Regions from separate parts of the Homo sapiens genome. Here all the other regions are linked to region 4. A link is a loop called in an ENCODE intact Hi-C map of the cell type or tissue named here. Cell type or tissue: PC-3. All regions are shown on one strand. Region 1 overlaps LINC02405 (long intergenic non-protein coding RNA 2405). Region 2 overlaps LOC107984449. Region 3 overlaps LINC02376 (long intergenic non-protein coding RNA 2376). Region 4 overlaps LOC107984449.

Region 1 (8,000 bases), 73 kb after region 4:
GAACAATTGCATGAGATAATGTGTGCTTGGCATCTTCCACACAGGCCCATCTGATCAGTGAACATGGGACCTGGTGCCAACCCCAGGGCCTCTGCACTGGGTCACCTGCTTAGAGTCTCATCTTCTGGGTCTTTCCATGGCTGACTAACTCTTCATTCAGATTTCCCTCCTTAGGGAGACCTTCCCCAAGAATCTTTAAAAACTATTGTCTGGAGTTTATTTTTGTAATAATATTCACCAGTGTCTGAAATGTCATTAGTTTATTTGCTTATTGCAGTCTCCTTGCCCCTAGAATGACCTCCCCTGAGCATCGGGACCATGTTTGTCTCATTTCAGCTCAACCATCCCAGCATTGAGCATTGCGCTGTCACAAAGCAGTTCCCAAATCAAACAGAAATTCCACATGAGTGAATAAGTGGATATGTGACTGTTGGGGAATGGATCAGCAGGGTACAGGGCCAGGTATCAGCAGCTCCAACAAGGAGAACAGTACGCCGAAGGAACCTACTAGAACAGTACACTGAAAGAAACTATTAGAACAGTACGCCAAAGGAACCTACTAGAACAGTACAAGAAACCTACTACAACAGTATGTTGAAGGAACCTGCTAGCTTGATACAAGAGTAACTGTGGTTTTTGCCATTAAAAGTAATGGCAAGGCTGGGAGCCATGGCTTACATCTGTAATCCCAGCACTTTGGAATGCCGAGGCGGGTGGATCACTTGAGGTCAGGAGTTTGAGACCGGCCTGGCCAACATGATGAAACCCCATCTCTACTAAAAAGACAAAAAGTAGCTGGGTGTGGTGGTGCATGCCTATAATCCCAGCTACTCAGGAGGCGGAGGCAGAAGAATGGCTTGAACCCGGGAGGCAGAGGTTGCAGTGAGCCAAGATAGTGCCACTCAACTCCAGCCTGGGGGACAGAGGGAGACTCTGTCTCTAAATAAATAAATAAATAGGCCGGGCATGGTGGCTCATGCCTGTAATCCCAGGACTTTGGGAGGCCGAAGTGGGTGGATCACCTGAGGTCAGGAGTTCGAGACCAGCCTGAACAACATGGTGAAACCCCATCTCTACTAAAAATACAAAAAATTAGCTGGGCGTGGTAGCGGGCGCCTGTAGTCCCAGCTACTCGGGAGGCTGAGGCACGAGAATTGCTTGAACCTGGGAGGCGGAGGTTGCAGTGAGCCGAGATCGTGCCACTGCACTCCAGCGTGGGCAACAAGAGCAAAACTCCCTCTCAAAAAATAATAATAACAATAAATAAATAAATAATGGGAAAAACCACAATTACCTTTGCACTAACTTAATACTTACAGAATCTCTACTTTTCTCCATCATAATTTTTGAGAAACCTTCTTATTTTTAGGCTGCTGTGTCAAAACCCTTTTGCCTGGCAGGCCTGCCCCATCTTCCCCACAAGAAAGCACTGCCGGTTTCCTCCAGCTTAGAGCCCAAGGCTGTGGGGAAGACAGTGTCAGGATGGTAAATATAAGGTGTGGCTGTCAGTCTCCCTCTGTTTCTGTGCTTGATGAAGGCAGAGGGAAGGACAATAGTGCATTTGAGCCTTCCTTTTGAAACCGACTTTATGAGAGAATGAATGGCAACAGGGACAGTAGCCACATCAGCAGCAGCAGCAGGCACTGCAGGGTTTCCCCAGGCCTGGTGCTGTTTCCTACACGGTATCTCGTTGCTTCTCACAGTGGCCCAAAGAGGTAGCTACTATTATTATCCCCATGTTACAGTTCAAGAAATAGGCTCCCCAAACTTCTGGACCTTCCCCAAGGTCATGCCATGGATACAAATCAAGGTCAGGAATCAAACTCAGGCCACTGAACTGTAGAGCTTCCATGTTTAACCGTGAAGAGTGTTCCAAGGAGACAGCTCAAGTTGAATAAATAAAATAAATGAGATAAGTAGAAGGACTTATGTAATCATGTAAGAAGGAAGTACATGAAAAATATGTATGTTTGTGCTTGATTGATTGATCAATTGATCAGTTGATTTAAAGGAATCATGGAGACTGAAGACAGTGGGAATAGGAACAGTCTAAGCCCTGTGCAAAGGTAATAAATACTCTTTTTTTTCTTAGTAGTTTCCAGGCAGCAATGTAGTATCATGAGCAAATATTATGTTTTCGTTTTTATTTCACAAGAGAAGGCAGAAACCTAGAATTTGATATGATGTTTTCACCCCACTCCTCATTTTAAATAGGTAATTAAGTTTTTTTAAACTTTGAACAGGCCAACACAAAAGGATTGAGACACCAATCATGGGGGGCTAATATGGCCTCGAGCTATCGGTTTCAACCTCTAGTTTTGGGGATTGGTTTAGGAATTGGGCTATACTGAATTATCCCAGGAGAGCTGTCTGTTTTCTGTGTGTACAGTGAGGATTGTGGGGGTGGGGACTTGCTTCTAAGTATGTTTAGAAACCCATCTCGTGAAGGTCATAGGGGTCTGCTTTTACATTCACAACATGGACTTCACGTCTGAACCTAGAGGCGGGCGTGGAAGAATGAACTTGTATAATTGGCCATGAGGCACAGCACAGAAAGCCTCCTGGCACATTAAGGACATTATCAGTCTAAGAGGATGGATGTTTTTCCACATTCCACTAATGTCTCAGCATTGTGAGGAATGTAGACCTTGGCTTTGACTTATGAATTCAAGAATGAAGACTAATGATAGGGAAAACATAATTGTAACCCTTCCTCCTACCTTCCTCCTTCCTGCAGGCAGCTCCCTCACTGTTGCAGGGGCATCTTTCCCGTTAAGCAAATGAGAGTTCCACGTGCAAATGGTGTCCTGGGATCAGGGCGAGATGATCCCTGTCTGGATACATTTTAATATTGCGTGTGTTGTTTCACATCCTTAAACATACTCTCAGAAATATGTTTAGCAATCTAACAGAATTGAAATCAAGTTTAATGTAAAATTACATTGATTTTCTATAGGTCAAAAGGGTGCAATTAAATGTGTTTTTACTATATTGTTAAAAATCAAGTTACTACTATCCTCTGCCTGTTTGATTAAATGATGACATACTCCACATATGTAAATGATGCATTTTCATCATGAAGGGATTGAGTCAAATTGAGGGACCGTGTGTTTTCAGAGAATGAGATCTATGAATCGATGAAGGCAAGAACTGTTCTCAGTAACAAGTGGAGTCTTACTGTATTTGAAGAAAATTGCATGCTTTTGCTTTGCCTTCAAATTGGGCTTTGTTGTTGTTGCTATTGTTTTCTGTTTAATCAAACACGAAGTTTAAAACTCCAAAACTGCAGGTGTCGTACTTGTTCTATAAGCCAATATCTCCCTGAATCTTGTGCCCATAGCTAGCACTCAAATGTGTATGTCATTGCATACTCCAAGTAGTTAGTTTTCTGGATACTGATATTTAAAATTCCTAAATGTCTTGGTGTTTTTAAAGATGATCAATATGGCAGAACCACCATCAACTTGGAGATTAGTGTCGTGTGTTCTCATCTTCCATACATCTTGGATAAATCACTTATCTCAGATGGTAAAATGAAGCCATTAGAGCTTACTGGTGCCCCTAGGTAGACAGCGTGTGCCTCAGCTGCAATGAGAGGTGATTTTAGGTGGCACCAGCCTCCATATTAAATGATATTAAACCATATGGTGAAAAACCATTTCCCATTATAATTCTCCTTTAGTCTGCCTGGTTGCATGAAGCAGAAAATCTGTTTGGTGAAGATGTGTTTTTTTAACTTTTTAATCCCCCTCTCTAACAACGGGAGAGCCCATTCCGGCTCAGGGATGAGCACCTAGCTGGAATTTTTATTATATTTATTCATTTCTATTGAATTTGTTTTGAAGGCCAGACATAGTAACTTTTCTAAAAATCTAGTGACCTTCCTGTCCATCCTTCCTCTCTTGCTGTAGTCCTAGGCTATCTCAGCATGTGAACGACGATAGCCTCTAGGCTAGGCAAGAAATTATAGCCGAAGACGGAAATTGAAAAGCTGAGATAGTAGTTGAATAAGGAAACTTACATGGCCAAATGGCTTTTCACCTATGGTGGAAATCATGTTTGTGATGGGAGGTTGTTTATACCCTCAACTTTGTGATAACTAACTTGCATCTTGTGGCCTCAATGACTTTATTCTGTATCTTCAATGCCATATAAGTGACCTGACTTCACTTGTTAGCAACCAAGCAGCCCACACCTTGTCTTGGCTTTATACCTACAGGCCTCTGTGTAATTTCCTGGTGACTCAGGCAGATCTATACCGAAAAGGCAATAAAAACGTGTGTTTTTCCCATTATTCTCTTTACATGAGCGAAAAACTCAGTCCTTTGTCTATAATTCTCATTAGTCATTGATTACTCACAAGGGGCGGGAAGGAACAGAGACCCAATAACAGTAGGGAGAAAGCTCCTAAGCATGTTCCCTGGGGAAATACAGTAAGAGAAAATTCCCTGGTGAGCCTTTTGCACAAAGCATTGCACTGAGAATTATAAAGCTAGAGAGAATATTTCGATGGAATTAATTGCACATGATTTTTTAACTAGATGGAAATTGACTAGCATATTATAGCTCCCTTATTACATTTAAGTGCACTCAGCGTATACTGTACAAATGCCACAGATAAACCATCTGCCTCTGCTAGGGCTTTGATTCATTATGAATAATCTTTGCACAACCTGCACTGTCCTCTACCCAGGGGCTTCCCACATGCTTCCTTATACTGAGTTCCCTGCAAGGATTCGGTGCTGGTGGGTATTTAAGAACATTGCATCTGACCAAGCAAATGCAGTGTTAAAAAAAAAAAAAAAAAGGCAATAAGAAAACAGAGGAAAAAACACACACAATCCCTAAATCGCTACAAAGACTGTTTTCAATGCATTGTGGCTGCTCTCATTATGTTTCCAGTACCAATCAAAAAGTTGACAAAGCTGTTAAGAAAATAGCGTGTATTTCTTCTTTCCTGATGTTGTTTCTATATTCACACCATCCAGAGCCAGCTTCCCAATCATAGAGGAGGTAATGATATTTTGCAGAAACAATGGTTGGTATTGTGGAAATAGACTTTTAACAAGTATGTGATGAGCAGATGGTGCTATTTTTGACTCTGGTAAAAAATTTGATTTTAATAATAAATTTATTTTAATAAGAAGCTGTGCAAACCAAAACTGAAGACATGTGATCAGCATTCTCATTCAACAATGGGTTATGAGCTTTCAGGCTTCTGAAAGAGTTGTTTTTTTTTTATAGCTTCGTCTGTCTTTTCTTTCCTGTTTTGGAGAGAGGATTTCTTCCTTCTACCATTCCAGAAGTCCCAACAAATCATGATTATAATTTTAAAACTGGAATAAAAACTTCCATTTGAATAAAAGGAATACATATTATTAGAATTTGAAAGAACCAGTATAGCTGAAGAAGAAGGCTCATCTTTTATTCATTGCATATATCTTGCATGAGACTACTTTACTAGTTTGAGTTAACGTATTTATTTTACGTAATCGTGGGAACGTTTGGGCTATGGTAATTTAGTGACATTTTACAAAAACATAATTTTGCAGGGACTTGGACAAACTAACTGTTCTGGTTCCTTTCTTAATTTCCCAATCTCAGATGAGCTCTAAGTCCTGTTGCCACAGGCCTGTGGTCCTCATATGAGTCCAGCATATTTCCAGCTGCTGCTCAACACAGTCCCACTCAGCACAGTGTGCACTAAGGCACCTCAGTGGGCAAAGGGAACACAGGTTACTGTTGTGCTTTTGACCGTGTGCATCTGTTCACCTCTCCTCCGAGTGCATATCTCCTGACCAGGATCACGAGATGAAAATGTTTTTCTTACTCAGATGCCTGAAAACTAGAAGGCAACAAATGAATTCTTAGTACTCTAGGTTAGCAGTCCCCACCTTTTTGGTACCAGGGACCAGTTTCATGAAAGACAATTTTTCCGTGGACAGGGAATGGTTTGGAAATGATTCAAGTGCATTTACATTTATTGTGCTCTTTATTTCTACTATGATTACATACTCAGCATAATGTAGGATCAGTGTGAGCCCTGAGCTCATTTTCCTGCAGCTAAATAGTCCCATCTGGGGGTGATGGGAGACAGTGACAGATCATCAGGCATTTGATTCTCATAAGAAGCTCACAATCTGGATCTTTCGTATGCAAGCACAGTTCACAGTAGGGTTCACACTCCTGTGAGAATCTATTGCCACTGCTGATCTGACAGGAGGCAGAGCTCAGATGGTAATGAGAGCAATGGGAAGTGGCTGTAAATACAGCTAAAGCTTTGCGTCATGCTTGCCTGTCACTAACCTCCTGCTGTGAGGCCCAGCTCCTAACAGGCCACAAACTGGTACTGGTCCATGGCCTAGGGGTTGGGGACCCCTGCTCTAGGTTTTTCAATAATTCTTGGTTTACACACTGAGCATGGCTTCACAGACATAGAAAAACAGAAATCACGCAACCATTGAAGTTTCTCTGATCCACAGAAAAAGAAATAAGCATCAACTATAGGCTGGTAGAATTCAACTTCTGTTTATCTTGATTGAGGAATTCAGGTCTCCAGATTGGGGAGAGGATACATTTCTGTTGTTTTAAACTGCCAAATTTAGCTATGTGCATGGCAGTGCTCAGAAAGGCATTCAACAGCTGGTGCTGGTACAAATGTTTGCAAATCAATGGAAACCTAAGATGTGTTGCAATATTTAACTTAAACCTGTTTTCTGAGAGAGTCATTATATATATATAATGTATATATACACATTTTATATATATTACAGTATACAAATATAGTATATATATTATATTACATACATAATATATAAATATTATTATATATAACATACATATAATGTCTACCTTTGAATTGTATTGTTAAGAACAATAACATTCTGTAATATCGTTTTTGTCAAGTTCAGGGGCCAATGATTTATGCAACCAAAGATAATTAATATACAAACATAAGGTAAAAGTTCTCCCTGACTCCATGGCTGCTTTAACTTGCTCCGAAATCATGCTTTTGGGGTTTTTATTGTTTAAATTGCTTTCTAAATAGCATTTTAGCCTTTATCCGGACACAACTAATCATTAAAAATTCAAAGACACATTCATGGTATCTTTATTGTGATAAAAGTAAATTAGATGAAATAACTTATTAACTCCTTTTTTTAGGAAAAGATGGCCACTTTATATTTTGTTCCTTTTTCATACTCCCTATTTCTATAAAGTTTACCTAGATGCTCACTGCATTTCCAGGTAGGCAAGATAGTTAAGGAAGTTCAGAAGGAATAGTTTGTTCATAACAGCTTTCTTGAGATATAATTCACACACCATAATATTCATCATTTGAAAGTGTATAGTTATTATCCTTCGCCCAATTTTTAATGGGGTTGTTTGATTTTTTCTTGTAAATTTGTTTAAGTTCTTTGTAGATTCTGGATATTAGCCCTTTGTCAGATGGGTAGATTGCAAAAATTTTCTCCCATTCTGTAGGTTGCCTGTTCACTCTGATGGTAGTTCCTTTTGCTGTGCAGAAGCTCTTTAGTTTAATTAGATCCCATTTGTCAATGTAGGCTTTTGCTGTCATTGCTTTTGGTGTTTTAGACATGAAGTCCTTGCCCATGCCTATGTCCTGAATGGTATTGCCTAGGTTTTCTTCTAGGATTTTTATGGTTTTAGGTCTAACATTTAAGTCTTTAATCCATCTTGAATTAATTTTTATATAAGGTTTAAGGAAGGGATCTAGTTTCAGCTTTCTACGTATGGCTAGCCAGTTTTCCCAGCACCATTTCTTACATAGGGAATCCTTTCCCCATTTCTTGTTTTTGTCAGGTTTGTCAAATATCAGATGGTTGTAGATGTGTGGTATTATTTCTGAGGGCTCTGTTCTGTTCCATTGGTCTATATCTCTGTTTTGGTACCAGTACCATGCTGTTTTGGTTACTGTAGCCTTGTAGTATAGTTTGAAGTCAGGTAGCATGATGCCTCCAGTTTGTTCTTTTGGCTTA
Region 2 (8,000 bases), 50 kb after region 4:
GGACACTGAACCAAATTGAGGACTAGCTCAAATAGGTCGAGGCAGAGGCACCTTTCCATAAGACACACCCACCAGTGTGCCTGTGTCGGTTTACCATTGCCATGGCAACACCCTGAAATTACCGTCCCTTTCTATGGCAATGACTCCCCCAGAAGTTACCACCTGTTTTCTAGAAATTTCTGCATAATCTGTCCCTTAATTTGCATTTAATTAAAATGGGTACATATATGACTGCGGAGCTGCCTCTGAACTGATATTCTGGGCACACTGCCTATGGGGGAGCCCTGCTCTGCAAGGAGCAAGACCTCTGCTGCTTCAATAAATGTTGCTGTCTCACACCACTGGCTCACCCTTGAGTTATTTCTGGGTGAAGCCAATAACCTTCCTGGGCTAAGCCCCAATTTTGGGGCTTGCCTGCCTGCATCAATTGTCTCCATTATTTTCTTATTTCTCCCATTGCCTGGGCTCCAAATCAGCTAATTATGAAAGCAAAATATGATTTCCTTCCCCAGGAAATGCTCCAGTGCCAGAGTACACTACAGCGCCAGAGGACTAATAGGCTGAAAGCATTGTTAGCTGAGTAAATCATGCATCTCTGAGGCTAAGGGTAAATCTTTCAGCTTGGAATTCGTCATTGCTGACTTATAGTTCACGCCATGGATAGCTTAGTATCTTCACTGGAAATGATTTGGAAGAACCCATTTGTGCCTCCCGGCCTGGTTCCCTAACAAGAATTCTGGGTGGTGAGCTTCACTGGGGTGGAACACTGGTGGTGGTCTTGCATTAAAGACACAAGCTCCCATTTGTCACACAGATGTCACAAACCCACACCATGGCTAGGCATGGTTTTCATGGGAGCAAGCAAAAATAATTCCACATCATCAGGACAGAGTAAGCCTGTGTGCTCTGGCAATATTCCCTATAGGGGCGATCAATTTTTAACAGGCTGTAGGGTTGATGTTGACATTTGAGCTCTTGACCAATCTCTGAGTGTCAAAATGCTTTTCTGCACAATAATCCTTGAGAAAATGGACATTGAAACCATATTCCTGGGACCTGAGTTCTGGCTGCTCATTCACTGTGTGAGCCATCTCTTTCTCACTTTCCCTGTCTGTCTCAGTTTCCTCAACCTTAAAATGGGAATAAAAGCAGATATTTACCAAGGAGAGTAGTCGTGAACATTAAATGAGTCCATACATGGTAAGCCCTTAACAACAGGATCTGGCATGTAGTAAACACTCGATTGTCAGTTATTATTAAAATCATTATCTAGTTTAATTCTTGGCATAGACTTAAAAAATACTGAGGTTGATTTATCATGTTAGTATCTATTCACTTATCAACTTCTAGAAAGCGTAGCTGTGTTTTGATCACCCAATGTCTATTCCCCTTCCTTTTGGTAACAAGGACTGTGTGCCCTTTTGGAGATGAAACTCTCTCTACACAGGTGGAAAAGGCCAGGGGAAAATCATGTGATCCAAATAGATCACTGGGATTCTTTCTTCCTAAGCTTGAACATCAAAGGCTTGAACAAAGTTATTCATGAAATGGAAAAAAAATCCATTTAAACAAATTCATTCCTGCAGCATTGATTGCTGTGGACCATTCCTGGCTCTCCATGCATCCGTGCACTCCCTCATGGCTGTTAAACAGATCTCTTTATTCTTGATGTCCAGGCTCAGATTCTGTTGCAAAATAAAGACAGGAAGAAAGAGTGAGAGTGAGAGAGAGAGAGAGAGACTGAGAGAAAGAAATAAAGGACGAAAAAAAGGAAGGAAAGAGAAAGAATAAAAAAAGAATGAAGAAAGGCAGAGAGAAAGAAAGAAAAGAAAGGAAGGAAGGAAGGAAAGAAAGAAAAAGAAAAAAAAGAAAAGAAGAAAAAGAGAGACTCAGAAAGAGTGAAGGAAGGAGAAAGAGGCAAGAGGGAGACAGAGACCAAGAGAGGAAGGAAGGAAGGAAGAAAGGAAGGAGGACCTCCTCACACACATTCAAAAGAAGACTCACTGATAGCCTTGGGTTGTGGACTGTGGATGGAAGTAAACGAGTTTTTCCCAAAATTGTGACTAAAATTAATCTTGAATGACTAAACCGAGCATTGCTCTGTAGACCTCATGATGTTAACATTTCACCATTTATAATTTTTTTAGTGGTTTTAGAACTGCATTTTCCCCAAAAAGCATTGTCCTATGTCTTCTTCAGGGTCCCCTGGTGGACACAGCTGCAAAAGAGAAGCCTGTTTGCCAAGTGACTGGCTGAGTAAGGGGTCAGTTCCTGTTCCTCAGGTGGAGATAAGCCAGGGGGCTGGAGCTGTGGCGAGTTCTCAGTACAGCTCTAATAGAGCAGAGAGAGAGGTGACAGGGAACAGTCTACTTCAATCGCACTGGACATGTGAAGTGTTTTTCCCATGGTGATTCTTTACTGAGGTTTGATTTCTCTTACTGATTAAAAGCATAATGAAATACCAAGAAACAAACACCAAATTCAGAACATCTTTTAATTCTGAAAGGAAAAAAGCAAAATGCAATTTGGAAGCGTGAAAAGGGTCTTTAACAGCCTCTGTGCTTTTTATTATATTTTCCTTGAGCTAAGTGTTGAATACATATTTGCCTGTTACATTATTTTTATATCTTTTTGCATGTTGATAATTTTTAATAACTTTTTCTTACCATGGAATGGGAAAACAAAGAGACTTTTATTGGCTAAGTAGTGAATAAAATAATAATTTCCAGGTGGATGGTCTTTTCCATTTCTATTAAATGAGTAACACGTTTCTAAATGAACACCATTTTATTAGATGAAACACTAAATCTCACCAAACGTATCCTTATTCACAATTTCTAAAATGTATTTATTAATGTTATGTGTGACTGGGACTTAACAACAGCTTCCATTTTTGCTCGGAGTTTTTTACTTGATCAGAAGCACAGAATTGTCAAAAAAAAATTCAAGCACTGTTTTTCACACATCTCTTGAAAACATGAATAGGCAGGAAGGAAGGGAGATCAATACATTTTATTTTTCTTTCCCATCCTCTATGAAAGTGGTAAAGAGAAACATCACTCATCCCTGCTAGTGAAAATTGGACTCTAAGTATCCAATGTTTTGCCAAAGCCAAAAAATAACTTTGAAAGTAAATTATATTCCTTGCTTTACAGCTGAGTGACCTACTGAGGATTTGTAATTAAATATGGCACCATTTTTAAATACGGAGTAGACTTCTGAGTTGAGATACTATGTTCTGGTATTCTTGTCTAAAATAGCTTCCACAAGAACCTAAATTTTATTGAAAAATACTTAACGACATCTTTTTCACAAATGAGTTTATTCAGACTGAATGCAAACGCCTTGAAGGAATACTTTGCGTTTAGTGTATGGAAAGGCATATACCTGAGATCACTGAGCAAAACGCAAAGAGCCCTAATAGAAATGTTTGTATCTGCCTAGACCGCAGGGCCTCCAACTTGTTGCCCAGAGAAGAATTAGTCCCATAAGCACCCTTATTAGGGAAGAGAAACCAGCCAGAGGCTGAACAATAGACACTGTGTGAGTAGTGAGTTGGTCACAGGAAATAAAACATGTATCTATGTCTATACTAGCTTTGAAATATAGTGATCAATAACAGCAGTCCAGGTGGTGGGGCAACCATGAATAACACAGATTCATCAAAACTCAGTGTGCTGTATTTACTTCCCATGCTGGGGAAACAAATATTTTAAAAGAGAGGGAGAGAGAAAGAAAGAGAGAGAGAGAAGGAAGGAGAGGAGGGGAGGGGAGGAGGAAAGAAATGAAGAACAAACATACTTTTGAGCATTTCATTGCCAAATAAATGCTCAAAAGTATGTTTATTTCAAATGTTATTAATCACCGTAGATTTTCCAGTGAAACTTCTTAAATTAGTTCTCTGGTGCTGCTGTAAGAAATCACCACAATCTTCGTGACCGAAAACAATACAAATTGATTATCTTACAATTCTGTAGGCGAGAAGCCATACATGAGTCTCTTTGCCCTAAAATCAAAGTGTCAGAATGCCTGTGAAACTTACGGAGGATTCAAGGGAGAATGATTTTTTTGTGTATTTTTCAGCTTCTACAAATTGCCTTTTGAGGCTTGTGGTCCTGTCCACCTTCAAAGCCAGACACAGGCACTCAAATCCTTCTTATATTTCCTCACTCTGACCCAACTCTGCACCCTCTCCCATCCACATTATTTTAATTTTCTTTCAAAGAGTTACTTGACCATGGTCATTATGCTAAGTTCACCCAGATAATTCAGGATAATCTTCCTCTTTTAGTATCAGCTGATTAGCAGGTGTTAGAAATATCAAAATTGTTAGAAATAAGTAATTGGTGCCACGAAGAAAAGTCAGTACGGAGACGAAAGACCTCTCAGCAAGGCCATCTTTACTTTCTACAGAAAGGGTGCTCATTCGCAGATGGAACCATGGCGAGAACACACCTGAACAAAGGAAAAGCAGACATATTTATCCCTTACGCATTTGGGTCGTCCTTACTGCTGTGTCCTGCATCCATTGGCTGGAGCGGGACCTCACAGTCTGAAACTGATACCCGATTTGCTAATAGCCTAAAACTTTCCTACATAGGTAAGTGCAAGAAAGAACAAAGGAGAGGAAGTTGCTTACGAAAGGTTTAAGGAAGCAATAACATTTCGAAATAAGGAAGGGGCACAGGATGTGAGCTGGGATGTGCCTGTGAGCATGTCCGACAATTACATAGGATAGGGCTTAAAAAAGAGTTATTAGCACAAAGCAAGGAGGCTTGAAGAAAGTTAGTCTTTAAAATAAACTATTATTTCTAACAATTATGATTTATTCTTTAACAGGGGGGAACATTGAAGAGGAAACTTTTTACTTTCTACAGCAGGCTTAATTCCATTTCCCTTAATTTCCCCCTTGACATGTAACACAATATATTAGTATATTCTGGGGATTAAAACTTAGAGTACATTATTCTGCTAACATACTTCCCTAATGCATTTCCATTGCAATACCCACAACTTGTCACCTTTTCCGCTGAGCATTTGATCTTAGCCCAAATACTACCTGGATTTAAACAATGCCTCTTCTCACTTGGAAGAGAACGCTAGAGTGAACGTGGAGCAGATGTCATTGTCGTAGTGAAATGCAGTGAAGGCTTTTCTACGACTACTTTAAAATAAATTTTTGTTTGTGACCTTCAGCAGCAAAACAATCCCCTGACCTTTATGACTAGTCATGGAATTGTCACCATTGGAAATTAATGTTCTTACAGTTCTGCTGCTCAAGAAATAATTGCTTTTAAATTGCTCCAGGGAAATGTCTTTCTTTTGTGAATGCCTCATTAAGATTTTATCAATTCTGCTTTTATTTTTTTCTTTTTACATTTAAATATAAGGATTCCTTAGGCATTTTCAATAAAAGTTAATGAGTTATACGAAATCTGGTTGTAAAGTGAAATTTCTTATGTTGAATGCTATTTCCTAATGGAGTTCTTCTTTATGAAGGTAGAATTACAATGTGGTTCTTCTCCTTAGTACCAAAAATATAGAAATATAAAGGACAGCCTCAGTGAAATGTTATTCTTGGAGCCCAAGTTATGGTGCATCAGTATCAGTTTCTTTCAATATTAAATGAATAGGTCTCTTTACTGATACAACCTTTCCTCATAGTCTAAATTGTACTTGACAGAGAATAACTCGTAGTGAAAGCTAATATATTTCTGAAGCAACCTAATTGTTATGTTTTATTAAATAATAATAATGTAATAATTTATATAAAAAACAGATGAAAGTGAGATGTTTTTTATTGTATAAAATGACCAAATTGATATTAAAAGTCTAAAATTTTCGGAGGGCAGATGCTTTAACAATTCATCTTGTAAACTGCTTAGCATGGCTCAAAACTTGAAGTCCTAGATAAACACTTTTGTGGAAATAAAATATTTCAGGCCCTTTAGCTTTAAAAAACTAATTAGATGATTCATGAAGGTTTTATGTGAATGTCTTCTTTCTCCCAAGAACACTATGTTTCTCTACAATATAGCCAATAAAATTATATTGTTATAATAACTTTATTTAGTAGAAATCACATCTTTATTTTGAATATCATGATTCTGAGAGAGTGAAAGCTTCAAAGACTTGTCCAAAATCATTCAATTGTATATGCAGAACTGGATTTAAACAGGAATCATTTTAATTGTGTGAATTAGTTTCCATATATTAATATATCTTGCATATTTTTGTTTTTTAATTCATTTCTCAAATAAAAAACAATAACCACAACTATTATTTTTGCCTAACTAACCTTGGAAATGTTTGAAATAAATTGTATTTGTCATGTCTAATATGCTTCCCTGGTGGAAAGTTCTAATGACCATTTGTTCTATCCATTTTTTTCCAGAAAACATTATCTAAGTCCGAGAATTGAGGGTTTTTTTTTTTTCTGTAAGAGTGATTTTAAAAGACACTTTGAATATTAGAATTTATCAATAAGAACATATCCTGAAACCAGAAAACAAATTAAAAATATATATATGCATTTTATGCACAAAATTTTCTAGGATAAACCTAAGAATCTGTTAGAATTTTAAAATTAACCAATAAGTTTATAGAAATATAATAATCTGAAATCAGAGGGGAAAAATAAAAATTGAATATAGGAAATTTGATGCAGGCTTTAGAAAGCAGGTAGGAGGACCAGGTAAACAACTAATCAGTGTTGCCTCTCTATAAGTCCAGGTCTGCTTTTAAGGTAGCGTCTTTCAAACTACGGGTCACAGCACAGCAGTGCTGTGAAATAAAGTTAGTGGGTTGAAACTAACATTTATTTTGTAAATCAGATGGAATATGCTATGTCAGAATAAAAGATAACAGAGCCAAACAGAATAGAATGGAATGGAAAATATTTGACAACATTGCAGCAGGTAAGGAGGGTAAATGTATATCTGAGAAATTTTGCTTTAGTATATGTGTGTGTACACATGGCTGTGTGCACATATGTATTGGTCGAGATATAAAATGTGTTTCTCTATGTGAGTTGTGGTCAAAACATTTGAAATCTACTTCCTTTAGAACTTACAACTGTAACACTTGATGTTCATATTAACAGCAGAGAAAAGCTATGTATTGGGTGATATGGATGAAGAAATAATACGGATCCTTGTTATTGAACATTAAAACACAATAAAAATAGCAACACCGACAACATCAATAATAATAATAATAGGCCAGGTGCAGTGGCTCACACCTGTAATCCTAGGACTTTGGGAGGCCAAGGCGGGCAGAGCGCCAGAGTTCAGGAGTTCGAGACCAGCCTGGCCAACATGGCGAAACCCCATCTCTACTAAAAATACAAAAATTAGTCGGGTGTGGTGGCAGGTGCCTGTAATCCCAGCTACTTGGGAGGCTGAGGCAGGAAAATCACTTGAACCCGGTGGGCAGAGGTTGCACTGAGCAGAGATCGTGCCACTGCACTCCAGCCTGGGCAAAAGAGCAAAACCCTGTCTCAAAATAATAATAAACATATAAAATTACCATGTGACAGACTTCCAAGTGCTTTACATTTATTACCATTAAATTCTCACAACTCAACTGTATGAAGTTCTATCATCCCAATTTTAGAGTAAACTTAAGCAAAAAGATGCTAGCAAGTTGGGGAACCAGATTCTAAAACTGGCAACGGGTCCATTATCATCCCATGCACCTTTGCACTGTTCCTTCTTGATCTCATGGAGACTGAAGGTGAGTCTGCTTTGGAAAGCAATGAAAGAAAATAGAAATTGCTTTGACAATCTTATTAGCATGTGATCTATTGATATCAAGGATCTGTAGTTTGCGAAGTTAGGCCACAGATCAGGAGAACAGGTGTTTTCTTACAGAGCAGCAGTTCCAATACCTGCCAGTAGCTTCTTGGAGTAATAGGTAGAGAAGAGTTCCCAAATGCTGGGCTGACCAAGTGGAAAAAGCAAAATGCTGCAAGTGATTGGAAACGTCTGCTGTAATGTAAG
Region 3 (8,000 bases), 150 kb before region 4:
GATACATATGTCCTATAACAATAACAATGGATGTGATATTCGATATAAAGCATCAATAGCTCTTATCTGTGGAGAGCCTTTGCAGGGATGCTGTATGTTCACAAACCCATTTCTTTCTTCTGTGCACACAGGTGGACTTCATTTCCCAGCCTCCTTTGTGGCTAGGTGTTGTCATGTGACTGCGTTCTAGCCAGTGGACAATGGTGTGAGTGATGCCTGCTATTTCTAGGCTTGGGTCCTAAAACTTTCCATGGGGCCACCCCCCACCCCATGCTTTACTGCCTCCTTGCCCTCTTCTCTTATCTATGGCTGGTGGGTGGAAGGAGCTTTCTTACCTCCCCAGAACCAGGAAGAAAGCAGCACCTCCCAAAACCCTCAGACTAGGAATAGTAACAGTGGACTAATGGGTGAATGAGACACAAACAAACCAAAACAAGTTTTATCGTATCGAGCCATTGTCATCTTGACGTTGTGAATACTAAGGTTTAGATTCCCTGACTAATACAATAGATTATCTTTGCTGCTATTTTAAGCACATTTCAAATAATTGATTCACTTAAATTTCACACCCCTCCTATGAGGTAGAAAATATGGTGCCTCTCATTTTATGGTGGAGAAACTGAGTCATGGAGAAGTGAAGACACCTGCCTGAGGTTCTGATGCCCGTCAATAGTGGGGCAGAGTACATGATTCAGAGCTAATGGTGCTTCCCTGTCTTGCTACACACTTTGCTCTTGCCATCGTATTGTTTTTTGCTCATTTTAATGACTTCCTATTTACTTCTGCATCTTATGCAGAGTATGAAGCCCTGAGGGCTGAGACCACATCTGCCTGGTTTTCTGTGGCAGCTGCAGCATCAACACTGGCTCTTCGAAGAGTAGCAGCTGATGAACATTACTCCGGCAAACAATTTTCTCTGCTAGGTGAGTGGTTCCAGAAGAATATCAGGGAATCTGCCTCTCCTTCTCTGAAAACTGCACAGAACAATGAGCGAAAATAAGGCTCTGTTTTGAAGGAAACTTTGTCATTTATCCATATCTGCGCATTGATACAGAAATCGGATTTTTTTCACCCTGAATTACTTTTCTAATTGTGCATTTCTTTACCTATGGTTAAGCATGCCATTTACAACTAGGGTTTTTTCCTTGGATTGGTATGCAAATCCACTTGATCTACATTGTAAGTTGGTTTTAAATTAATTTTTTTCATTGATATCTGGAATATTCAACTAAAAGATTCTAGTCTTGTTATTTCATACCCGTCTACTCCATTTGCCCAGAAGCAAGTGTGACAAAGAAGTAGAGTTTAATCATCTTATTAAATGATTGCTAGCCGGCTCCTTTACTTAACAGCTACTCTGGTCTTCTTAACAAGTTACTAATTTCATAGTAGGAATAGAGTTTTCAAATATATAACTAACGATTTGTCTACATTTAATTCTGTTTGACTTTTTCCAAAAGTATGAAGTTATATTTGTAAGAGCTTTGAGAGGACTTGGGCAATAATTTGATGTCTCCAAAAGATTCGGATGCTGTATTGCAATTAGATTATTTCCCTAGATTTGACATCCTCATTTAGGCTTCACGGTCATGTGCAACTTTCTAGTTAAAGTCACTTCCCTGTAACGTTCAGAATGATCAATATGAAGCCATCCCTTTATAAGAATCGTGCCCCACTGGACTGACTTATGCAGTTCCAAAGGAGGGGTTTTGGCTTGCTGCATAGGATTTTTCTGGAAATACTTCCAGGAAAAAAAAAGCATTTTGCCCACAGAAGTCACCCCCAAGATTATCTGTTAGAATCAGCTGTTTTATTCTGAAAATATTTATTGAATTTTATCTGTGTGCCAGGAACTGGATAAATGCAAAGGAAGGAGGGGAGAGTGTGTCAGACGGGGACCCTGCCCTACTGGAGCACACGCATCACCACCTGGGTTAGGACGGCCTCACCCGTCCCCTGGACCTTCACCTTATGTCCCAGAGAGGAGACATCTGCTAGAGCAAAGAAAATTCATTGTCATATAAAACAAACAAGAAAACACACACACACATGTGCACACACACATACAGAAAGCAAATAAAACATTGTTAGATGATGTAAATTGTCATATCAGTGTGTGCAGTGGTACCTATAAAACTGTTATGTGGCTGGGCGTGGTGGTTCATACCTGTAATTCCAGCACTATGGGAGGCCGAGGTGGGGAGATCACAAGGTCAAGTGATCAAGACCATCCTGGCCAACATGGTGAAACCCCGTCTCTACTAAAAATACAAAAATATTTAGTAGTAGGGTGTGGTGGCGTGCGCCTATAATTCCAGCTACTTGGAGACTGAGGCAGGAGAATCTCTTGAACCTGGGAGACGAAGGTTGCAGTTTGAGCTGAGATCATGCCACTGCACTCCAGCATGGTGACTCTGTCTCAAAAAAAAAAAATGTTATGTACACAGGCACAAAAACTCAGTAATTCCATTCTGATGAATCCATCCTAAACTACTAAAGCAGAACAGCACAAAGATGCATGCATGAGAGACAGTTAGGAGGGAGGGCTCAGGAGCCAGAAACACCTTAGTCTAAATCCTTGTTTGAGCAGAGGTTACCTGACTCACCATGTAAAAACCCTATGTCTGAGTCCCTGTAATCTCGCCAATAAAATGGGGAAAGTCATATTGCCAACTCCTAGGGTTTTGCACAGGTTAAGTACATTTTATGAGTGTGGTGAGCCGGAGCACCTCCTTATTAAGATTAACCCCACGTAGAGGGGAACATGTTTCCCCCACATATCTACAGCATCTGGTACAAATTTGTGGATGCCTTCAGATCACTGGGGCAATCATGTGCTTTCTGGACAGTGGCTCCTAAAAGCCAATATGGTCATTGCCCTGAGCTGTCACTGCACATGCAGACCAACCAGCCACATCGCCAGGGGCTTGCTGACATTACTGAACTTGGATACAACTCCACACCACCTGGAGAGTCTGGAGTATAATCAGGCATCCTCAGAAGCATAAAAAGAAGTGGGTTGTTGCAACCAGAAACTGTGCAGGGGTGACACCTTATGTGTAAACTCAACCAATGGGGAATAGCCAATAGAAAAAAGCCACCTTATTTTCCCCCATGACTTACTCCTTGTGACAGGATTTCCCCTTGAAGCCAGTCTGCAGAAGGCATTGGCGCCAAGTACCCTGGCCAGTGGCCCACTGTGTGTCACCACTAGTCATCATAAAACAGTAGATATCACAGGCCCTCATTCCTCAATGTGGCCTCACCTCTTCAACTTCCTATGTTCTCATCCCCATTGCTGTGGGCGTACAGCTCACCCAGGAGGCATTAGACTTACAAATCCTGGACTTCAGCTTGGTTGTGGCATGCATGACTTAATAGGAATGAGGAGAGAGAGAAGTGGATTGATCATGGGTTGAAGTAGTCAGAAAAGGCCTCATGCAGAAGTCAAGGACTAAGCAGGACTATGACAGACAGTCATAGGACAGGAAAGGCTCTAATCTTGGCAGAAGAAGAGCATGAGCATGGCACTGAGTCTTGAGTGAGCATGGTCAGATAACAGTACAAGCCACAAACCAATGACTATTGCAGGGAAGCAACAAGAAACAAAGCTGGGAGCTTTGAGGCAACAGGAGATGTTTTACTCCATGCTTGAGCCCTTCAGACAGCAGGGGTGAGGGTCATTGTGACATTGAGCAGGAGAGTAAAAGTACAAATGTCCTGTTTAGGAATATGAGTAGGCCCACCAAGTCAATGAATGGGATGATGGTGGTGGATTCTAGGGGAGAGATTCACAGCACTTGCTGGAGTCCCAGGAGAGTCCATGGTGGGGACTGGACAGGTGTGATGCTCCCAATTAAGTGGCTCTTCCCTGGTTTCTCTATTCTTCTTCAGAGACGGTTTTTCAGCTCAGCACTATTGACATATGGAGTGGATGATTCTTTGCTGTGGGGCTGCTCTGTGCAATGTAGCATGTTTCATCATGCTGGCTTCAACCCACTAGATGTCCTGCCACCAGCTGGGACAAAGAAAAATACCTCTGAAATTGTCAAATGCCCCCTGGGGGGACAACATTGCACCAGATTAAGAACCACGGCTTGGAGACATTTTTTTCTTCTCAAATCTTTCATTAGAACTTTGCACCTCTTTGCCCTGAGAGCCATAGCACCTTTTTTATTGGTCGTCGAGGACAGCGTGATGCAGGGAAGGAGCCCACACTCTGCATCCTCACATAGGCCTTAAGAATATCTCACTCTCCTCTTCTCCAGGAGGTGAGAAACCTTTGCTGTTCATTTTTCACAAAGAGGCCTCAGCCCAGAGCAGGATTGAGGGCCACGTGCAGAGATGAAGCACTGCGGTAGGCAGTGTTGAGGGAAGCAGGCAACAATGCTCTGTCATTGCCGTTGCGCTCCCTCACGTGCAGAGCTCCTTAGACTGTGACTGAGGAATAGCTGTGGGGCATTGAACCTGCTGTGCCATGACTCTGACCTAGTGATTAATGGAGCCCCACGATCTGCACATTTCACATTAGCAACACGCCTTCCATGGAGGTGCGACTCTTGACGGATGCATCTTGCTTTCTGAGGTGCGGGCTGGTCGCCCTGGAGTTAATGAGGTGGCGATACACAGCCTGACATTGTGATCATGGGACAAGACTCTGTCCTCATGAATGAAATGATTATTCATGTTTTGCTAATTATTAATTCAAATGTTAACTAGCACTAAACAGAAGCCTGTGCCATCTGGGGGGAAAAATTGTCTTTATTGCTGTTAGAGCAGAAATCCTGTTTGGTTTACTAAATATATATATATTTAGTATAATAATGTATATGTAGCACTATGTAGATATATGGTATAGTATATATATGCACACACTGATAGTATATATATATACATACAGCATGTGTATATATACTATTATACCATACTGTATATATAATATAGTATTTATACTATATATGCATGTTTTATTTATATATACATATATATACACACACACAGTATATATGTAGTATAAATACAGTCATTCATATATTTATACACATACTGGCTTCCAGATATTGTGATATTATACATCCCACATCCTGGAAGGGTTTTGATACTACAGAGACTCTTGTGGGTCGAATTGTAAATGGAAAGAGTTGGAAATTCCAGCCACAATCCAAGCTGGACACAACCCTCCTTGGGTGGTTGAAATAAAGAGACATTGAAATGGGCAAGACTTAGAGAGACGCAGGTAGAACTAAAGGAACACCCGAGAGCTGGCGAGACACTCAGAACCCAATAATAGTGGGAGGCCGTCACCACGTCTCGGGCTGCAGGGGCATGATGAGAATAGAGCATCCCTGCAGCCATACAAGGTCAATGGTTAATATCTTTTTCAAGACCTAATTTTAAAGGCCACTTCTCCAACTTTAAAGGAAACCGTAAGTAGCTCTTCCCACTGGCTACATAATCCATTTACATGATCCATTAATCTGATCAGGAGTGCTTCAGTTTACATTTTGCTAAAAAGGCTACGCAAAATGTTGTGACTTACAACAATTCTTTAAAGAGTGGCAGATTCAAGTACTTAGGTTGGATGGGTCATTCTTGTACTGGGTGCAGACACGCCACTCAAGCAGATAGTGGAGGGTTGGCAATCTGGGATATCCAAGACCTTCTTTCTCAGGTGTCAAACTTTTAGCGCTGTTGGTAGGGCTACCCCAAGCCTCCTTCATGCAGCCACTCATCTTCTAGTGGGCTGGACCCGCTTCCATGCATGGTGTTTTTGTTCTTAATTCTTGTTCTTGTTCTTGTTCTTTCTTATTCTTGGGGCTGTGTCCTAACAGGATGAAGGTGGAAACGGCAAGGTCTTGAGGCCAAGACTCTGGAAGTTGCACAATATCACCTCTGTTGCAACTCAGAGGACAGTTCAGACTAAAGACTTAGGGAATAGACTCCACCGCTGGATGGAGCAACATCAAAGTCACATGGCAAAGAAGCGTGCATATGGGGATGAGGGATTTGCTACCAGGAAGCTGACTACTGCAAGCAGTGAGCTTGGCCTCTATGGGGCAGGAAGCTGCTCCCAGTTATAAACCACTCTTGAGAATCAAATTCTTTGAGGTTTGTGCTTCCTCCTGGGCATGCCAAGCTACTTTGCTGTCATAGAATACTCCATGGCTATATGCTGTCCTGGGTCTGAATGTGTAAGACACTCCTTGGATTATGCCTGAGTATAAATTATTCCCCATGTATACATTTCAACCTGGTAGCATCAGCATAAAATACTTCCTGACAGGTGCTATTTCTCCAGTATTAGGTGTCCTCTAGAGATAATCTACTTCCTGGTCACATAGGTGTCTTCCCAATGTCCAAGCTACTCATCAGGAGAAAATATATATATATATATATATATATATTTATATATATACACACATATATTTACATATGTACATGTGTATATATGTGTACATAAAACATTGAAAATAGTTTATTTCTGAGCGTGTAAATAATCATATTTCCTAGAAGTTTGCTACTCCTTCAACAGAAGATGCTCCCTGAGCATGGGCTAACTTTGTTGCTGTTTGTGATGTATGTGTGTGTGTGTGTGTGTGTGTGTGTGTGTGTGTGTGGTTTCCTTGAAGGTTTATTTTACCCTTTTAGTTTTAAACTCATGTATAATATAAATACAGAAGAATACACATAAAGTAAGTGTATGACATGCTTAATTTTCAACAAGGAGATACTTTGATTCCATTAGCACCGAAAGAAAGAAAAGAAATCAACGCACCTCTGAAACCCCCTTGTACCCCTTTTCATTCACTAACCCCCTCTGCAAGTAACTACTAATTTGATATATAAAAACATAGGTTAGTTTTGGTTATTTTAGAACTCATACAAATGGAACCACACAGCATATAGCCTTTTGTGTTGGTTTCTGCTACTCAACATGACTTTTGCAAAAGGCATCTGTAATGTTGCATATATTTGCATTTCACTCATTTGCATTGCTGTTTTATTTCACTGTGAGAAAATGCCACCGCTTATCTGTCCATTTTATGCCTAATGAATCTTTGTGTGGTTTTCAGGTTGTGAGACATTCTAGTACACTTCCATTGCCGGACATGTGCATGTATAATTTAGTATGCTATTTCCAGAGTATTAAAAATTCACTGGGAGAGTTCACTTCCAGGCTCATAAGCATAAATACTCCCTAGACACTTGCTACTTCTCGAGCACGATATATCCCTTGGCCTAAGCTATTACTGGGATAATTAAGCCCAATAATAAGCTTTGGATGTGCTGTTTTTGAATATAAGGTATGCCCTTGTTACATGCTCCTTTCAGGATATATGTCTACTCCGAAAGTAAGCTCCTTCCTGAATATGCACCCTAATTCTGGGTCTCTGCTTGAGTGACAGATAATCTATGGGTGTGTGCTGCTTTTTGGGCAAATAGGTTTCTTCCCAGATGTGAGGCACTCCAGGGCAGAGGGTGAGGGAGTCTCTGAATGACCTTGGTGTCAGACACTTTCCCACTGGATACTGTCATTGGTGATATCTGTCAGACCATCTGCTGAATCTCATCCTCTGGAAGCTTAGTGCTCTTGGGATTCACTCTTGGAATTCCTCACCTCCTGAAAAACGTGTTTGTTCTACAAGCATCTTTTTCATGTTATTCAGCACAGCAGAGGCCATCTCAGGAAGATCCACACTTTATGCAGAAGCAGATCTAATCCTTGACTTGTTTTCCCTCAGCCCATGGGGCAGATGCCACTGCAGATGGGCACTCACGGGGATGGGTGATGGGGAGATAAACCGTTCATCAGGCACCTTGACTGTGGGACTACAGTTCAAGATTCCCAGGAGAACCTTAATGAGCCACGGTCACTGGAAATCAATGATGATAATGATGATGATATGCTCTCTGTTAATGAGCATGAGAATTTCCCACCATATGTCAGCAGACAAATTGCATTTAGCAGCTGGTATGTGATCAGCATTTACGGAGGAGGA
Region 4 (8,000 bases):
ACTGGCCATCCTTGGTTGGCTATGGAAACACTGACTCTATGAGCCTAGAGATTGGACTTTTCCCCAGAAAATAATAAAAACTGTATCTGTCTTTCCATATTTTATTTGTTCTTGTACATTGATCCGCCTCTGAGCTGAGGAAAGGGAAGCGGGAAGCTGCTTTTTTTTTTTTTCTTTGAAACTGTGTCTCACTCTGTCGCCAGGCTGGAGCGCAGTGACGCAATCTCGGCTCACTGCAACCTCTGCCTGCCAAGTTCAAACGATTCTCCCGCCGCAGCCTACTGAGTAGCTGGGATTACAGGCATGCACCACTACGCCCTGCTAATTTTTGTATTTTTAGTAGAGACAGGGTTTCACCATGTTGGCCAGGATGGTCTTGGTCTCCTGACCTTGTGATCCACCCGCCTCGGCCTTCCAAAGTGCTGGGATTACAGGCATGAGCCACCGCGCCCAGCAGGGAAGCTGCCTTTAATCACCTGTATTCCTAAATGGCTAAGATTAGATGAGGCCACCAACGTAGACTCATCCAGTTCCTTCACTCAACTTTGACTTCCATGAGGGCAGCATCAACACTTTAGACAGAAAAAGAGGTAGAAATGAATAGTAAACTTCACTTGTAGGAGAAACCTTTCTTATTTTCTCCTGTGACTCCAATGCTATTTTTAAAATAAAAAAGATAGATTTCATTTGAATTAAAATAAATAGATCCAAAGAATGCTTAGACCTGCAGCCAATGGCTCTTGGTGGGTCTGGTTCTCTGGATGAACATGCAGTAACTAATTTATTATTCCAGGAAATCCACTTCCCACCTTTGTTTCAGAAGCACAAATATTCTTTATTGTACTGTGTCGGGGTGCTGCAGTGGCTGTTGATGCTAACTTTTGCTTACTTGCAAATAAGTTTGTGTATGTTTTGTGCACACCAGGCATTTGAAGATTCAACCCTGTCACTAAAAGACAGCTTTTATTTTAACCCTGTTGTGAGCCTTTCAGGCCTTAGGTGCACAGAGGGTTTACCTGGAGGAAGTCATGGGGAAGGAGCTGGCCCCAGCTCTGAGGGCTCCTGTTTTTGTAGGTTCCTCACCAGCCTCCAGGGTTACAGCCTGAAGCCTGCCTGGCATCCTAGAGAGGCATAAACGCCTATAATGCCTCTCTAGTGGGCTCCTCTTAGACTCGGGGAAGATCTCGTTTCATGATGCTTGAGGAATCTCAGTTTTCCCTTGCTCTGTAATGAAGGCTTGGAAATGTTTCCTATTACATCACAAATCCCCGCTCTTCCTTAGTGAGCCTTTGATTCCTGAAGTAGCTCTTATGTGCCTGAAACCATGGAATGTCTTCTCATGCGACAATTAGAGAGAAAGGCTAGCATTTGTTTACTCTTTGTGCATGTAATTGTATTGCCAACCTTTCCTTAGAGTTGTATCTTGTTAATATTTTGTCAGTTGAATTTTGGCATCGTTCTCAGGTTTTGGCAGAATTGGAATAGTCATTAGCTAGCTGTCCCCATTCAAATAAGACTGCAGAAAAAGGAAGGAACAAATGTGAGTAAATCAAAGAGCTTTTCCTTTTCCCTGATTTTGTTGATTGCAATTCCCATATCTTGGTTCAGCTATCTCATTAGTGGATTCTGATGAAATTATTGAAGAAATTGAAGAGCTTTTGATACTCCTATACAGACCAATGAAAACAAGTCATTTGTAAGTAGTTTCTCAACACAGATTGCTGGATCCTTTAAAATCTGTGTTTCTCTTGCTCAGAGAGGAAACTGAGATCATCCCTCTCATTGTCATCAAGATAGAGCAGGCAGAGGGTGCCACCGACTCATCTGGGTGCCTTGACTGAAGTCCCAGAGGCCCCTCAGCCTCAGCGCACGTGCAGACCTGCAAGATTTCTCAGGGGGTTATTTCCTGATAGAACATCTTTCTCTTTCCAAGGCATTTCTTTGACTTATTCATAAATTTAACAGGTATCTACTGACTTCTGTCTGTGGCTTGGCCTTGTGCCCATCCCAGGGGTTAGAGTCAAAAGTCAGCCTCTATGCAGCCCTCATGGAAGTCAAAGTCCAGTGTAGGAGCTGGACGAGTCAAGGGTGGTGGCCTCTACTCCTTTTTTTGTATGGGGATGTTTTGCAAAAACAGCTGCTTTCAACATGTGCCCTGCCCAGAGAGCACCTGCACCATCTCATGCCAGTCCTAGGCAGGTAGCCTCTTTCTTGCATCTTCTATCTTCTCCCTCTACAACTCATCACCAACCTGGATGGAAGGGAGGGGAGACAAAGCAGGAGAAAAGAAGCCCCCTCTCTTCTCCCACAGCGTGTCCAGAGGGATAAGAGAGAGTCTGGGTATGCAGGTTGCTAACCCAGGATGGCTTATTTAAACAGTAAGCAAGAACATACACAAAAACAAACAAAATGAAAACTTTCATTGGACTTCTGTTGAAAATCCAGGAGACTATTATGTCTCAGAAGCCCACATTTCTATGGGGTGACCACTGGCTGGAGCTGTCGCCCCCTTAGACAGATCAGTTCCTCCTCCTGTCACTGCAGCCCACTCTGCTGCTCTGGGTTCTGTCATGAGCTGGATTGTGTGTGCTCATAATACGTATGTTCAACTTCTCACCTTCAGGACCTCAGAATATAACTGTATTTGAAGAGAGGGTCTTTAGAGAAGTGGTAATTTAATAAAAATGAGGTTGTTATGGCAGGTCCTAATCCAATCTGACTGGTGCCTTTATAAGAAATGGAGATTAGGCCAGACACGGTGGCTCACACCTGTAACCCTAGCAGTTTGGGAGGCTGAGGCCAGCGGATCACCTGAGGTCAGGAGTTTGAGACCAGCCTGGCCAATGTGGTGAAACCCCTATCTCTACTAAAAAAAAAAAAAAAAAGTAGCTGGATGTGATGACAGGTGCCTGTGAACTCTGGAAGCTGAGGCAGGAGAATCACTTGAACCTGGGAGGCGGAGATTGTAGTGAGCCAAGATTGCACCACTGCACATCAGACCGAGCAACAGAGTGAGACTCCATCACAAAAAACAAAAAAAGAAAAGAAAAGAAAAAGAAAAAAGAAAAAAAAAGGAGATTAGGATACAGACACTGAGTAGACTATGTGGGGACACAGGGAGAAGACGGCCACCTACAAGCCAAGGAGAGAGGCCTCAGAAGAAAGTCACCCTACAGACACCTTGATCTCAGACTTCCAGCCTCCAGAACTGTGAGGAAATGCATTTATGCTGTTTAAGCCACCCAGTCTGTGGAGCTTTGTTATGTCAGTTTGAGCAAATTAATATAAATTTCCATTGCTATGCCTCTTCCTTTTGACCCATGTATCTGATCTTCCTGGAGATTGTAGGCCATTTGGATGTGTGATTTTGATTTGAACTCATTTTTCATAGGTTTAATATACAAAGTTTTGCAATATGCAAGTGTAGTAGGGCTCCTAAAAATGTCCATAGGCTAGTCCCTGGAGCTGTTGAACATGTTATTTTGTAAAAGGGACTTTGCAGATGTGATTCAGTGCCTTGAATTGGGAGATCACCCAGGATTATCTGTGTGAGTCCTGTGTAATCATGTTTTCTAATAAGGAGAAGGACTGAGGGTCAGAGTCAGAGGAGAGGTGACCACAATAGCAGAGGTTAGAGTGTCAGGAGTGCTGGCAGAGGGACCTAAGGAAAGGACTGCAGGTGGCCTCTGGAAACTGGAAAACACAGCCAGGAGTACGCTCTCCCCTGGAGCCTCCGACAGGAACACAGAGCCAGGAGTAGATGCTCCCCTGGAGCCTCCAACAGGAACACAGCCCTGCTGATAGCTTGATTTCAGCCACACAGACTAATTTCTAGACTCTGACCTCTAAAAGTATAAGACAGCAAACTGATATTGTTTTAAGCCACCTTGCTTATTCATTTGTGAATATGGGCATCACTGACTCATCCCACTGGGATGTACACTGCCCAAGGCAGGAATCTTGCCTATCTTGTTTCATGCTGTGTCTGTGGCACCTAGAACAGTGCCTAGCACACACAATTACAAAAACAAAACAAAACAAAAACACAAAGTGCTCAGTAAAGTCCTGCTAAGCAAATGACTCATCCACATTTCCCAGCCATGGAGGAGTAGAGATGACACGCCCATCAGGCCATTCCACTCACTGGGAAACCCCCATGACTTGCACCTTTGCCTGAGGTTGGATGCAGAACCCTGTGGGCAGGAAGATAGACCGATGCTGTTGAGTGAATGATGATTAACTGAGTTCCATGTTTATGCATTTACAACACAGCAGGCTCTAAGTTAAGCATCTCTCATTTACTTCTCAGGACAGTCCTACAATACAGGTACTTTGATCATCCCCAGAGTGCCTAGGAGACAGGCTCACCAGTGAGGAGTGATGCAGCCCAGGACTCACAGTGGTGAGTAATATTCAAAATGCAAGCTGTTGCCTGCATATGGTCTGTGTGTGTCTCCATGACCGTGTTGTATATGGCAGCTGCTGTGGGGTAGAAACCCCCTAGTGGTTTTGGTGTCCTGAGAGCTGAGTTTAATATTCTACATCACTGCTGTGATACAGAGTCTGATTCCATTTTTAATGGTTGGCCCCTGACCCCTTTCAAGCCCCCACCCTCACCTGTCCTGGTAAGAAAGTCCAGCATCGCCTCCCTCAGCACTGTAGGGAGTTGAGCCATGCAAGCCAGGACTTGTGCACTGGAGCCCACCCCAGCCTGCCTCCCATTAGCAATCAGAGGCAAGGCTGCCCTCCCTCTATCCCCCACCCTCTATCCCCCACCCTCTATCCCCCTCCCTCTATCCCCTCCCTCTATCCCCTCCCTCTATCCCCCACCCTCTATCCCCCTCCCTCTATCCCCCACCCTCTATCCCCCACCCTCTATCCCCCACCCTCTATCCCCCCTCCCTCTATCCCCCACCCTCTGTCCCCCCCTCTATCCCCCACCCTCTATCCCCCACGCTCTATCCCCCTACCTCTATCACCCACCCTCTATCCCCCTCCCTCTATCCCCTCCCTCTATCCCCCTCCCTTTATCCCCCACCCTCTATCCCCCCTCCATCCCCCACCCTCTATCCCCCTCCCTCTATCCCCTACCCTCTATCCCCAACGCTCTATCCCCCTACCTCTATCCCCCTCCCTCTATCCCCCACCCTCTATCCCCCACCCTCTATCCCCACCCTCTATCCCCTCCATCCCCCACCCTCTATCCCCCTCCCTCTATCCCCCACCCTCTATCCCCCCTCCCTCTGTCCCCCCCTCTATCCCCTCCCTCTATCCCCCACCTTCTATCCCCCACCCTCTATCCCCCACCCTCTATCCCCCCACCCTCTATCTGCCACCCTCTATCCCCCTCCCTCTATCCTCCACCCTCTATCCTCCATGCTCTATCCCCCACCCTCTATCCCCCTCCCTCTATCCCCCACCCTCTATCCCCCTCCCTCTATCCCCCACCCTCTATCCCCCACCCTCTATCCCCCTCCCTCTATCCCCCACCCTCTATCCCCCTCCCTCTATCCCCCCACCCTCTATCCCCTCCCTCTATCCCCCACCCTCTATCCCCCTCCCTCTATCCCCCACCCTCTATCCCCCACCCTCTATCCCCCTTCCCTCTATCCCCCACCCTCTGTCCCCCCCTCTATCCCCCACCCTCTATCCCCCACACTCTATCCCCCTACCTCTATCCCCCACCCTCTATCCCCCTCCCTCTATCCCCTCCCTCTATCCCCCTCCCTCTATCCCCCACCCTCTATCCCCCTCCCTCTATCCCCTCCCTCTATCCCCCACCCTTTATCCCCTCCCTCTATCCCCCTCCATCCCCCACCCTCTATCCCCCTCCCTCTATCCCCCACCCTCTATCCCCCACCCTCTATCCCCCACCCTCTGTCCCCCCCTCTATCCCCCACCCTCTATCCCCCATGCTCTATCCCCCTACCTCTATCCCCCACCCTCTATCCCCCTCCCTCTATCCCCTCCCTCTATCCCCCACCCTTTATCCCCTCCCTCTATCCCCCTCCATCCCCCACCCTCTATCCCCCACCCTCTATCCCCCCTCCATCCCCCACCCTCTATCCCCCTCCCTCTATCCCCCTCCCTCTATCCCCTACCCTCTATCCCCAACGCTCTATCCCCCTACCTCTATCCCCCTCCCTCTATCCCCCACCCTCTATCCCCCTCCCTCTGTCCCCCCCTCTATCCCCTCCCTCTATCCCCCACCCTCTATCCCCCATGCTCTATCCCACACCCTCTATCCCCCCACCCTCTATCTGCCACCCTCTATCCCCCTCCCTCTATCCTCCACCCTCTATCCTCCATGCTCTATCCCCCACCCTCTATCCCCCTCCCTCTATCCCCCACCCTCTATCCCCCTCCCTCTATCCCCCACCCTCTATCCCCCTCCCTCTATCCCCCCACCCTCTATCCCCCTCCCTCTATCCCCCACCCTCTATCCTCCTCCCTCTATCCCCCTCCCTCTATCCCCCACCCTTTATCCCCCATGCTCTATCCCCCTACCTCTATCCCCCACCATCTATCCCCCTCCCTCTATCCCCCACCCTCTATCCCCCTCCACCCCCCACCCTCTATTCCCCTCCCTCTATCCCCCACCCTCTATCCCCCACCCTCTGCTCCACTCAAGCCATGGGCTCCATTGGTACTAGGAACAATCCTGCTGTCCCCAAAAGTCCCAGTTGTGACTAATAAACTGTTACATACATTTTATGTGCATTTTTGGATCAACAATCTCAACACTGGTCTCAGCATCCTAACCAATGTGTGGAGGGACTGGGGACAGGTAGGTCTTCCCTCCACCAGAAAACCACAAGTCAACTACTTAATATCTGAGTTACCTTGCAACGAGTGTCTCTAACCACACCTTACTTTCCTGGATCGTAAAATGGTGAGAATGAAATTCCCTACCACAGAAGCTCACAGGGAAAAACCCTCTTTGAAGCATTGCATATAGGGTATGTACTAGTGATGCTAATAGTGACGGCAGAGAAGAAACTCATATTTAGAATTTTATTTTTTTACTCCATGAAGCCATGGGAAACAGATGAGAACAATTTGGGCTCTTGCTAAATGAGGATGAAAAAGAACTAACTGTCCTGACATGTCACCATGGCTATGGTTATTTAGGTCCAGTCCTCACTGAAGGACTGATGAGTTATGCTGAACCTCCTTGAGGGCAGACAATCTACATAAATTACCTGGAATTATTCTACACAAGAGACTTGTTTCTTCTCTTCTATTGATTGATTTAAGCATTTATGTCAAGATGTCTCATGAATATTTTCTTTGTACTTTGGGTTACCCAAAAGTATTTTATTTATTTTGTTGCATGAATTTGTCTAGCACTGGCTGCTGAGAACGCTTTCAGTTTGTACCTTTGCATACCCCCAACAATGATTTTTTTTTTCTTTTGAGCACTTCCTTACGTTCTGGCACAACAAGATGCTCCAGCCTCATTTTACATATTCTCTGTCTCAGTCCTAGAATCAGTCATTTTCCCAGGAAACTGTGGTTCTTTTCATGGGAGAATGGTATTAAAAATCAACATCTGGATTCTGGGTAGGCTTGCTTCTAAATAGGTAGACCTTCTTTTCCTATAATGGAGTTACATCACACACGCATTGCATCAATTATGTGTGTGTGTGTGTGTTTGAAAAAGAGAGAGAGAGATCAGACAGTGCTGTGTATTGCTCTACTAAAGTAGCTCATGTGAGATGTACAGCAAATGCTTCCTCAACTTGTCAAGCCATTATAAAATAACTTATATATTAGTTTTCTATACTGTCTAAGATCTTACCGTAAATTTGGAGGCTTACAATTTATGAGCTCGTGGTTCTGGGGGCCAGAAGTCCAGGCAGACATGACGAGGTTCTCTGTTCAGTCTCACAAGGCCGACATCTAGGTATTGACCTGATGGGGCTCTTTTAATCTTTTTTTTTTTATTTTAAGTTTTCTCAGTCATCTCTGTGTCTCTCTCTGGTAATGGTCCAGGACTT

What was found. Peaks named below come from ENCODE experiments on the same cell type or tissue, not always from the same donor. Only the 100,000 strongest peaks of a DNase experiment are listed, where the experiment ranks them.
Region 1: it touches region 4 in a loop (4-fold over the local background); 2 of 110 quality-filtered maps call a loop at or near these places.
Region 2: it touches region 4 in a loop (2.4-fold over the local background); 4 of 110 quality-filtered maps call a loop at or near these places.
Region 3: a loop joins it to region 4, with 2.0 times the contacts of the local background. A loop is called at or near these places in 6 of 110 quality-filtered maps.

Annotation. Positions count from the first base shown.
Region 1 is chr12:127,049,339-127,057,338 of GRCh38, reverse strand. All of the region lies in intron 1 of LINC02405 (long intergenic non-protein coding RNA 2405), which reads left to right. Among named protein-coding and RNA genes, the nearest start is that of LINC02405, 7.1 kb to the left of the region's middle. In PC-3, no CTCF peak of the experiment used is centred here; DNase peaks (open chromatin) are centred at 2,598, 4,288 and 4,658; H3K4me3 peaks cover 706 bases; H3K27ac peaks cover 5,381 bases.
Region 2 is chr12:127,071,704-127,079,703 of GRCh38, reverse strand. The region is part of intron 1 of LOC107984449; the gene reads right to left. Among named protein-coding and RNA genes, the nearest start is that of LINC02405, 15 kb to the right of the region's middle. In PC-3, no CTCF peak of the experiment used is centred here; a DNase peak (open chromatin) is centred at 3,533; H3K27ac peaks cover 2,883 bases.
Region 3 is chr12:127,268,372-127,276,371 of GRCh38, reverse strand. LINC02376 (long intergenic non-protein coding RNA 2376) reads left to right here. Exons shown (of 4, transcript NR_146537.1): 3 at 798-923; 4 at 1,851-2,101. Among named protein-coding and RNA genes, the nearest start is that of LINC02376, 12 kb to the left of the region's middle. In PC-3, no CTCF peak of the experiment used is centred here; DNase peaks (open chromatin) are centred at 2,121, 2,571, 3,271 and 6,021; H3K4me3 peaks cover 1,059 bases; H3K27ac peaks cover 3,677 bases.
Region 4 is chr12:127,122,141-127,130,140 of GRCh38, reverse strand. The region is part of intron 2 of LOC107984449; the gene reads right to left. Among named protein-coding and RNA genes, the nearest start is that of LINC02405, 66 kb to the right of the region's middle. RefSeq lists enhancers at 4,201-4,270, 3,136-4,335. In PC-3, a CTCF peak has its summit at 4,515; a DNase peak (open chromatin) is centred at 3,970; H3K4me3 peaks cover 1,087 bases; H3K27ac peaks cover 2,601 bases.